2 separate regions of the Homo sapiens genome follow, and region 2 is linked to region 1. The links are chromatin loops, found by intact Hi-C in ENCODE. Cell type or tissue: gastrocnemius medialis. All regions are shown on one strand. Links, peaks and the distances in the headings refer to the core of each region. The heading gives the core; the rest is flanking DNA. Region 1 overlaps ITPKB (inositol-trisphosphate 3-kinase B). Region 2 overlaps COQ8A (coenzyme Q8A).

What was found. A loop is a pair of places that touch in the nucleus more often than their neighbours do. Peaks named below come from ENCODE experiments on the same cell type or tissue, not always from the same donor. Only the 100,000 strongest peaks of a DNase experiment are listed, where the experiment ranks them.
Region 2: it touches region 1 in a loop (4-fold over the local background); 1 of 110 quality-filtered maps calls a loop at or near these places.

Annotation. Positions count from the first base shown.
Region 1 is chr1:226,700,052-226,705,423 of GRCh38, forward strand. The region is part of intron 2 of ITPKB (inositol-trisphosphate 3-kinase B); the gene reads right to left. Among named protein-coding and RNA genes, the nearest start is that of ITPKB-IT1, 28 kb to the left of the region's middle. RefSeq lists a silencer at 3,221-3,650. In gastrocnemius medialis, for the core only: no CTCF peak of the experiment used is centred there; DNase peaks (open chromatin) are centred at 2,470 and 3,560; H3K4me3 peaks cover 2,071 bases; H3K27ac peaks cover 4,264 bases.
Region 2 is chr1:226,942,063-226,947,434 of GRCh38, forward strand. The region is part of intron 1 of COQ8A (coenzyme Q8A); the gene reads left to right. Among named protein-coding and RNA genes, the nearest start is that of COQ8A, 4.5 kb to the left of the region's middle. In gastrocnemius medialis, for the core only: a CTCF peak has its summit at 2,851; DNase peaks (open chromatin) are centred at 599, 1,329, 3,159, 3,649 and 3 weaker places; H3K4me3 peaks cover 4,500 bases; H3K27ac peaks cover 5,000 bases.

The DNA.
Region 1 (5,372 bases), core at 151-5,150:
CTATCTGCACTCGCAGCTAATTAGATGGTGCCCACCCAGATTAAGGGTGGGTCTGCCTTTCCCAGTGCACTGACTCAAATGCTAATCTCCTTTGGTAACACCGTCATAGACACACCCAGCATCAATACTTTGCAACTGGCCAGACACGGTGGCTTATGCCTGTAATCCCAGGACTTTGGTAGGCCCAGGCAGGCGGATCACAAGGTCAGGAGATCGAGACCATCCTGGCCAACATGGTGAAACCCCGTCTCTACTAAAACACAAAAAATTAGCCAGGCATGGTGGCATACGCTTGTAGTCCCACCTACTCGGGAGGCTGAGACAGGGGAATCACTTGAATCCGGGAGGCGGAGATTGCAGTGAGCCCAGATCACGCCACGGCACTCCAGCCTGGCAACGGAGCAAGACTCCGTCAAAAAAAAAAAAAAAAAAAAAAAAAAAAAAACCCAGAACTTTGCAACCTTAAATCCAATCAAGTTGACACTCAGTATTAACCATCATCACAGCTATTAATACGATTTAATATATATGTGAGGCGCTTTACACACATTGCTGAGTTCCCACATAAACCCAATGCCAAAAGTGTTTTCACAGAAAATAGCTTGCCTAGAATGATATTAGTGATTGGCCAGGCTAGGATTGAAACTCAGGCTCTGACTCCAGAGCCTGCTTCTTCTTCCCAAAGGTTACACTGCCTGCAGAACACCACCTTCTGAGCCCCTCTACCTTTATCAGAATGAGAAGGGAGTGGGGGCCCAAACAAAATTCAAGCAAGAGAGGAAGAGAACACAAAAAGAGATGCTGGGAAGCTCAGAAGAAATTCACCACCTTGTCAAGGCCTGTGTCTTTTTCTGGATCTGGGTTTGTCATCATTTGCAGCTTTTGCTTTGACTCTGGATGTTAGATTACGTAGAGCACTACATGGAGCACACGGTGCCTTCAATGAGAAACCAGCAAGCAGTCAGTCTGAAACTGTTTCTATAGACGTGGACAAGACTTCTCACAATGTCCCAGCTACCCAATGACACTGATTCTAATGCTAACACACCTCCAGGCACTTCAAATGCTTTTGGCACTCTGACCAGAAGCTAGCCACGCAGGGTCTGTGTGAGCCGCAGCAAGGCTGTCTGCTATATAAGCTCAGAACTCCTGCTTTTGGAAGAAGTATCATTTCAACAGAACAGAAAGTGACACCCCAACAGTAGAATTCCTACAAATTCTAACTGTGCTAACATCTTCCTAACAACAGTCCTACTTAAAAACTTCACTTTGGCCGGGCGCGGTGGCTCACGCCTGTAATCCCAGCACTTTGGGAGGCCGAGGCAGGCGGATCACGAGGTCAGGAGATCGAGACCATCCTGGCTAACACGGTGAAACCCCGTCTCTACTAAAAATACAAAAAATTAGCCGGGCGTGGTGGTGGGCGCCTGTAATCCCAGCTACTCGGGAGGCTGAGGCAGGAGAATGGCATGAACCCAAGAGGCGGAGCTTGCAGTGAGCCGGGATAGCGCCACTGCAGTCCAGCTTGGGCGAAAGAGTGAGACTCCGTCTCAAAAAAAAAAAAAAAAAAAAAAAAAAAACTTCACTTTACCCATTTTCTCCAAGGACTTAATCTCTTAAGCTCCACAGAGCCATGGAGACGCACACAGCAAACTGTCAGCACACAGGGAGTAGGAGGGGTGGGACAGTCTTCCCAAATTCTGCTGCTGGCTGCGCCTGAAATGAGTACACACACTTCAGGGGCGCTCACTAACCCACCCAGTTGTGACTGCAGATGTCATGATGACTGAATCCTTCTGACTCCTTGTCAGCATCAGCACTCCCTAATTCTGCAGAATAACTGGTACCAAATAGCCATTTCCTGCTCATTCACGGCTCCCTTAACAGAAAACTCCCTCCTCCTTCCTCCCCTAAGTCCCATGCACACACAGAGAGGGAATCAGAAAAGGCAGGAAATGCTTGCCTAAGACCAGAGAAAATGCCAGGGAAGAGAGAGACAAGAAAATTCCACCAGGTCTATGTTGAGCAGGGAAATTATTCCCCCAAGAGAAAAGTTCAACTTGGCCCGGCACGGTGGTTCATGCCTGGAATCCCAGCACTTTGGGAGGCCGAGGTGGGTGGATCACTTGAGGTCTAGAGTTCAAGACCAGCCTGGCCAACATGGCAAAACCCCGTCTCTACTAAAAAATACAAAAATTAGCCGGGTGTGGTGGTGGGCGCCTATAATCCCAGCTACTCGGGAGACTGAGGCAGGGAGAATTGCTTTAACCAGGGGGGCGGAAGTTGCAGTGAGCGGACATCACGCCACTACACTCCAGCCTGGGCGACACAGTGAGACTCCCTCTCGGAAAAAAAAAAAAAAAGGGAAAGTTCAACTTGACGGCTACCCCTATTTCATCATGGTGAGGTACAGAAAAAGGATTCCCTTCTGCAGCGCTGCCTATCCTCTTCTGATGACCTCACTGTGGCTATCTGGTTACAAAGGCAGGCAACAACTGGCACTAGGCCTAGAGAGAGATGACCAAAATTGACTACGCTTGCACAGTAAGGGACTAGATTTAATCCAATCATTTGGCTCCAAGAAATGCACGAAATACAACTACTGGTATTCTCTTTATTCGGCAGATGGTAATGAAGACCCATTGGGAGGGTGCCTTCCCATTTTGTCAGTCTAGGACCTGAGTGGAGTCCCAACCGGGAAGCCTGGGGCAGTGTGCTAAACCAGCAGCCAACAGATACTGCATTCCAATAGTGGCTTCTTGGTCCCCTGGCATTTTTTGTGCTTACCTTTAACTAACTGTTCCTTGCCTAAGCTCCTTCCAACCTCAAGGAACTAAGAGAATTTCATTCCTTTCTAATTAAATATTTTTCCTCCAATAGATAATCCACACTGACCCTATCGAGGGAAAATCTGAGCTGGTGTAACTGCAGGAGGTGGTTTATTTTCATAACAGTAAAACATCTAAACCAAATATGCCCTGTGTTTCAGCAGCTTAAACATTGAGGTCTGACAAGAACCCGAGATTCCACTTTGCCTGCCAAGGGCTAAGTGTGTATGCTGAAGCGAAAGAAAGTGATTATGAGGAAAAATGGGGAATGTCTGAGTGGGTGAAGGAAAAAAAAAGTGCAAGATATTACTAGAAAAACCTGACTGCACACACAATCCTATCCCCTACGCAGGAGAAAGACCGAGTGCTAGCACCCGGGGTGTGAAAGCCTGCACCAAGGGACCCAGGAACCAGGCGTGCCTCCATTTCTCACTCGATTTGTTTACAATGAACGGACGGCGCCGGAGTCCCTCCGCCCTCAGCTCAGGCCCGGTTCCCACCGCCCGACGCTGGCTGGCCGAGGCAGGGGCGCGGCGGGGGATTTCGGGCAGGGCGGTGAAGCAGGGCCTGCTCTACAGGGGGCTTTTCTTCGCCGCGGTTTCTTCCCCTGTCGCTGCCCGGCCCCCACCTCCTCTCTCCTCCCGCGCGCGCTCTGCCCGCCGCCCACGCGCGGAAGCCCGCGGCCGGGGAGGGGGCGCCGTCTCCCGGCATGCTCGGCGGCGGTGCCGGTCACGTGACGGGAAGGCGGCCGCCCCTGTCGCCTTCGCCAGCGCTAGCGGGCCCGCAGCAGAGGCAGTAGCGGGGCTTGAAATGCTGACCTGCACCCCTGGCTTGCGCTCCCCCAGGCGGGAAAGACAAGGGGGCTGCTGTTGCTGCTTACGAAAAGAATCTCAGCGCTGCTGGCCGCCAGCTTCCGGCTTGGGAGAAAGGATGTGTTTCAGTCTGGGTTTCCTCATTTGCAAAATGGGTATACTTTTTGTAGGGTTGAACTGTAGGTCAGCAGGCTCCCAAATCCTGTCTTTCCTTGTCCCCCTCACCCCCAAGAGTAACAACTTTTAATTAATTTTGTTCAAGAGCTAATAAAAAAAAAATCTTCATTTCTTTGGATGACACTGTGCCCAACTCCACGGTCAGCTTGCAGAGCGTAGCGGTTCTGCCCGAAACCCATCCGCCCAAGGCTTTTATTTTCCTAGATCTCAAACAGTGGGAGGGTCGGACTCTAAATACTATTTGTTTAGACCCCTGAAAATTTTTGATAATTCAATCTTAAGCCGAATTCCGTTTACCTTTACAGTATGAAAAAAGAGTGACTACGAAATAAAGAATATAAACATTAATAGTACAAGCACTTCAGAAAAATGTTTAGCATGCCGTAAAATACCAATTACAAAGCATTGTTAACTCTCAATAATTAGATCTCCGATGTAATTATACATGACCAATAAAGTAATAACACTACTTATCTTTAAAAACATTAATATAACCAAGACTACCCACATTGCAACAGGTTATCATACCTGGTCAACACGAGAATTCCCTGTAAAAAAGCTTCTCGTGTGTGCTAATGAAGATGTGTGAGAATGGAGAATAACTCAGCTAGTTTATTTCCTGGGCATTTATGAAAAACTGAATTGAGCGGGCAGCAATGAAAATTGTCATTCTGGGGAATGCAATATTTTTCCGCTTTGGGGAAATGAGCAAAAACATGTGACAAAAGCACTGGAGATAAAAGTGACACTGGGAAAGACAGTTTACAGTGGCTTGAAACAAAGCAGTGCATCATTCTGCCAACTTTACAGCCAAGCTTTTTTCAGAGATCATTGGCTACTTAAACAGTAAGTAATGGACGTTCAACAATGCTGTGCCCAGTCTAAAACTAAGAGGCTTTTATCTCTACCGATGACATGAGAAAACCTGTGACTACACACAGCCTCGACTTCATTTGAAATCTTGAGCTGGAATGACTTTTCTTAAAGTCAGAGGCTCCTTTGCACAGTGGAACAAACTCCTCATAAAATTTACAACTTGAAAGAAGTACTGGCAAAAGCTTGTACTTTTTAAAAGAATCACAGCATTGCTCTTGCTTGGCCAAATGTATTAAATGTTCAGAGATGAATTCCAGAATAGATAGGAGATAAGAACAGCATCAGTAACTGGGATAAAACCAGAAGGGCCTAAGAAAAGTTATAGGTCAGTTACTCAAAGGCTCCCCACATTCAGGCCACTCTCCCACAGAGCAAAATTATCCTAACATTATGTAAAACATTTAGGTGCTAATTCCTTTATCCCTCATCTCACATTTTTGATGTGAGAACATTCTGATGGCCAGAGGAAGAGAGGAGAGTCCAGAAACATACAACTTGATGTCGGTCAGGCACAGTGGCTCACACCTGTAATCCCAGCACTTTGGGAGGCCAAGGCGGGCAGGTCACCTGAGGTCGGGAGTTCGAGACCAGCCTGACCAACATGGAGAAACCTCATCTCTGCTAAAAATACAAAATGAGCCGGGCGTGGTGACGCGTGCCTGTAAACCCAGCTACTCGG
Region 2 (5,372 bases), core at 177-5,176, 240 kb after region 1:
TAGCACCGCTCCCCACCCCTTCTAGCCGTTGTGACCATCAAAAGTGTTTCCAGACATTGCCACGTGTCCCCTGGAGGGCAAAATCTCCCTTGATTGAGAACCACTGAGGTAAAACTCTAAAAAGAGTTGTCCTGTGCTGCCAGGGGTCCCTCTGGGACCTGCCCGTGAGTAGGTGAGAGGTTTAGGCAAAGGGTAGTGTTATGCCTCCTGCCCTAACCCAGTGGTAAAAGCCATGTAGATTGGGCTACCTGTGCACCTAGGAGGGCAGAGGCAAAACCTGCAAGCAGAAAGTTAGGAGGTAGACACCCATGGGCATGTACTGTGCCTGCTAAATGTGTGGCAGTGACTGGCTGGGTTGGGGGTGCTGGAGAATTAGAAGACTGGTAGCTTCTCGGGGATACTGCAAGACTAGGGGATTTGCACATGAATAACTATGGGCCAGTTTTAAAATAGGAAACATGCTTAAGCTGAGTGCTGGCACAAAGGCTAACTCAGCTATCCACAAGTGGTTCTTCAAGGAGATGCTTTATTCATCCTCACTTTTTGCTCAGACAGCTCTGTGTCTTGTGATGTGGGAGGGGCTGGGCCTGCATCTTCAGGGAGTGAGTGGCTGGGTGCATTTCAAACATACGTATGTGTATTTTTACACAGCAGCGTGGACATGGGTATGATTTGTGGAGTTCTTTTGTAGTTGCTTGAAGCATCAGTGTCAAGGTCAGTGAACCTTTTCTTTTTCTTTTCTCCTTTGGTCAGCCTGCTCACCAAAGAGACATATTTACGTGTGTGTGGAGAAAGATGCTTTACTTCTGAGTCTAAATTTTGCCTTCAGTGTAATCCAGAATTTATGCCCCAAATTTCTAAGTCCCAAACTGATTGGCACGCAGAAAAACTGAAAAACAGGGATTTCTTGCACAGGGCAAGGAAAACCATCCTAAGCCTATTCAGTGAGTTTCTTTTTCTTGCTGTTTTGATCCTGTGGGGATGTATCAGGATTTTCCTGTAACACTCCTTGGTCAGTTAGGGGATCTTTTGGGTGCCCTTTGTTGCCTGTAGAAAAGGATCAGGAAGGAAGGTCACTTCTCCTTTCTCAAAGAGAATTTTAAAGAAGGCTATTATTGGGAAGCTCAAAACTTGGCAGGATAATTTTCCAGTAAGAACCATGGACACTGAGTCATTATCTTTGTCCGTTGAAACAAGAGCTGTGTGCAAAATTAGACAGGAATATTTAGACAGAGAGTTGTCTTGATTTGACAGTGGCATCTGGAGATACTTCTGTCATTCCTGTTAAGCAACAGCCAGGAACTCGGGAGAGCCAGTGGAAAGGAGAGCTGGTGGGAGTGAGTGAGTTCGAGGGTCCTGCTCTTTCTGGAGTTGCACATATGGAGGGGTGGGAGCCCCACGGAGGTGGTTTGTGAGAAGTGAGGATGGCCCGAGTCCCCAAGGGGAGATAGAACTGAAGGCATGGATTCAAAGAAATTTATGCAGGTGGAATTTCTAGACTGACTACCTGACTGGATATATGGCTGAGATTTCTAATCAGGGGGAGGAGCTGGTTGATGGAGGAAGAGCTGGTTTGGGAGAAGGTGGTCATCTTAGTTTTAGACATGATGGGAGCCTATGGGACTTCTTTCCATCCTGTTTGATATAATTTGCATACGGTAAATTCATCCTTCTTAGTGTGCAGTTCTGCGCAGTTTGACAAACGCACATAGTCACATAACCCCTACCACAATCAAGCTATAGAACAATTTCATCACCCTCCGAAATTTCCCTGCACCCCTTTCCAGTTGCCTGTGGGTCTTTGAAGTGGTGATGCGGTATGTGTGTGTGTAACTTGGTTTGTTCTGGAAATGGGTTCGGTTGTTGAGAGGTCCTGCCTGGCCTGAGTGTGGGGAGGCATCAGTGCAGAGCCTGTGGAGGGGCTCTGGCACCCCAGGAGCCAGTGCAGATGGCAGGGAGGCAGGGGTGTCGAGGACCAGCCTGGGAACTCCCAGGCCTTGGAGTAGGTGGAGAAAGAGGAGCTGGGGGAGGAAGCTGAGGAGGTGAGGCCAGAGAGGAGGGAGGAGGGAGGGCTTCTGGGAAGAGTGTGGGGCCAGCAGGGAACACTGTGGGGCAGGGGGTGGCTGAGGAGACCCACTGGCTTGAGCCCTCAGGTGTCACAGAGGGGCAGCTTGGGGTTGGGGCCAGAAAGTGTGTGCCGAGGGAGCAGGGAAGATGGCAAGTGCACTCCATCCTTGGGAGATGGTAGCCATGTCCAGAGGGTGGAGGAGAAGCAGAGCCTATGGGAGGTTTATTTAAATGTTTGGTACAGGAGAGCAGAGAGTGGGCTTGTGGGCTTCAGGGGAGGGCTTTTATGATTGAAGGCAAAAGAAAAAAATAGGTCAGGGGCAAGGTCTTGTTGCGGGAAGGAGGAGGGATGGTCAGTGTGGGAGGAGATTGGACAGAGGCAGGGGAAGGGTCTGAGAGATGTGGCCAAGAATGTGCGGGCCCTCCTATCTGGTTGCCCCCATTTCTGGAGTAACAAAGGTCCGCTAAAGAGGGGTCGAGGCCTTCTGTTTAATGTGAGAGGGCCAGGGGTGGGGGCTTGAAGAGCCTTAGGTGCCTCAGCATCCTTTGAGGAGTTGTACCCTGAGAGAGAGAGAGAGAGAGAGAGAGAGAGAGAGAGAGAGAGAGAGAGAGAGAGAGAGTGAGAGAGAGAGAGTGAGAGAGAGAGAGTGAGAGAGAGAGAGTGTGTGTGTATGTGTAGAAGGGAGGCAGGAAGGTAGGTGTTTCCGGGTCATTTGGAAAAGCCCAGTCCCTTATCTCTCCCTACCTCTGCACCGTCCACTGGAATTTTCCATTTCCCAGAGGTGTGTTTCCTGAGAGACAGAGAGGCTGTAGCGCCCCTCTCTGCCTTTCTGAAGACAGCAGGGTTGGTCTGCCTCTTACCTCTCACTATTTCATAGAATCTCTAGAAGGATCAGTATCTGCGTTGTTTTGAGCATTACTCTTTCTAGACCCCGTTACATCCCAGCTTTCAGAACAGCCCTGTGTGTGCTCTCCTTGCTGACTTTCTGCACTCCAGGGATGCATGGCCCTTTCCTAATCTCTGGGAACTAGACCTCCTCCAGGTCAGTCGCCTCACTTACACATGAGGAAATGAGAAAACGCAGGCCCCAAGAGGAGAAGCGGTGTGCCTGAGGTCACCCGCGCTTGGTGGCCTTGCTGTTGGTCCTCCCCGTCGGCCCTCATCACAATATATGCGGTGTCATCTGGGAACTGGAGGACCTGGTGGCAAGTCCCTGCTGTTCACGGGGCTGGATGAGGGGTCCTGGGGACAGTCCACATGAAAAGAAATGTTAAAGTTCAAGCTCAGAGCCTGGGCCCCAGCCCAGTGTTTGTTCTGTGCTTGGCACATTTTTTGTTTGGCACTGATACTGGCTCAGAGGAGGGTAAAAGTAAGAGTCGATTGCCCGGTAAGCTGAAGGTGGTTACTGTTTGACACGTGCTTGAGCAAACATCTCTAATCTTCCCGAGATTGAAAAAATCCTGTGGCTCTTGCTCCCTAAGGTGTTTACAGCCAGCATGTGGTCAAGGGTTGGACATTGTGCTGCCGCGATGCCTGTTGTAGCTGCTGTTTACACCTGCTTGGTGCTCACGGTTCATGGGCCAGGGCTGATTGGCCTGCTGAGGAACAGCTGCCTGCTGGCTTCAGCCCCTCCTCTTTTCCCTCAGTCTTAGACAGGGACGGGGGTGACGCAGAGGAAGCAGTAGCAGTGACTGCGTCCCCTGCTCCCTCCCTGGGTCTGTGTGCCCACCATGAGCGGGATTATGAAGCTGGCTTGGAAACTCATCTGGCTTTTGCTCCTGTAAAAATCACTTTTTGAACAGGGTGCTGCTGCCATTTCTGTGGCTGTGCATGTTGGGGATTCAGGTTCCCCTGGTGCTCAGCCTCCTCGGTGGTCTCTTCAGTCCTGGGCTCTCGATGAGGGAGCTCAGGAAGCCACGGAGCCTGGGTGCCTGGGTCCTGCCTCACTGACTCATAATGCTAATAAACTCGTGTGTATGAGGACAGTGCCAGACCCCGTTGGGGGTACAGAACTGGGAAAGAGAGGGCCCCTCCCTCCGGAGCTTACCTTGCAGTAAGGGAAATGGGACAGGCACACACAGAGTCATACAGGGCATGGCGAGGTGACCTTAGGCCATTAAGAGATGAGGGAGTTTAGAGGAAAGGAGATGACTTGCCTATGGAGGGGTTTACCAGTCCAGCAGGGTGGCCAAGATTCCAGCAGGGGAAATGATATTCCATGGGGAGGAGGGAGCAGGATGTGGAAGCTGGAAAACCTGTGTGGGTGTTGGGCGGGGCCGGGGGTCCATTCTGGCTGAAGCGTTGGGGCACGGAGGCATCTAGCGAGAGGTATCGCTGCAGAGGTGTCTGGGGCTCCACAGTGAAGGGCCTTGCTGGCCAGGCCAGACCAGGGAGAGTGGAGATCAGCAAGGAGATGGCCACCTCTCCTGGGTCTGTGGTCCCCTTGCACCCTGCTGAGCCTCTTCTCATTTCTCGTTGCGTGTGTGGTTGTTGTCTGTCTAGGATTGCCCCTTGTCTGGGTTAACTGGGTGATTTTAAAAGCTATCGAGGTTTTACATACACATGTAGTGCCTAAGGGTTGTGTGTGACCTCAGGGCAGAACATGTTTATTTAACTTCCATACCAGTGATGTGTGCATGTCCACACCTGGCCTGTGTGTGGCATTTGGAGGTGATGCTAATAAAGGTTGGTGCTGGTGTTGAGTGTGGCAAGACTGAGGGCCGTGTGCCCGATGGCTCCTCCTAGCTCTTGCACACCCAGAGGCAGTCTTCAGTGTAGGGCGTCTGCCTCTTTCCACTATTTATGTTTAAGATCAAACTGGCTCTGGAACCAAGCTTTGCCTCTAGTGGGTAGGATCACTGGTGCTGAGAATTGTGATACCCTCAGTCCTGGCAGCTGACAAACTTTCCAGAGCAGGGAGTTTGGCCAGATGGCCTTTGAGAGCCCAGCTGGCCCCAGAATTTTTATGACTCAATTTTCTGTAACCAGGAAGACACATTTCAGGATGTAAACCTTGCTGATGTCTCATATTGAGTGACTATTGATTTAACAAAAAAGGAGTTATTGATTTGGGGCAGTGTTCTTCTCTGCTATCTCTCAGCTTCCTAGGCAGTAAGAAGAAAGGACTGGAGCCTGAGTCAGACAGGTGTGGAAGGGTCCAGCATCCCACAGCTTTGGCCCTTAGGAGATTGCTCAGCCTTGATGAGCTTTAATTATCCTATCAATGAGTGGGGATAATACCTCACCAGGTCTTTGTAAGAACTAGAGGTAATATAAAGTGACAGGCAGACAGAGGGGAATAATA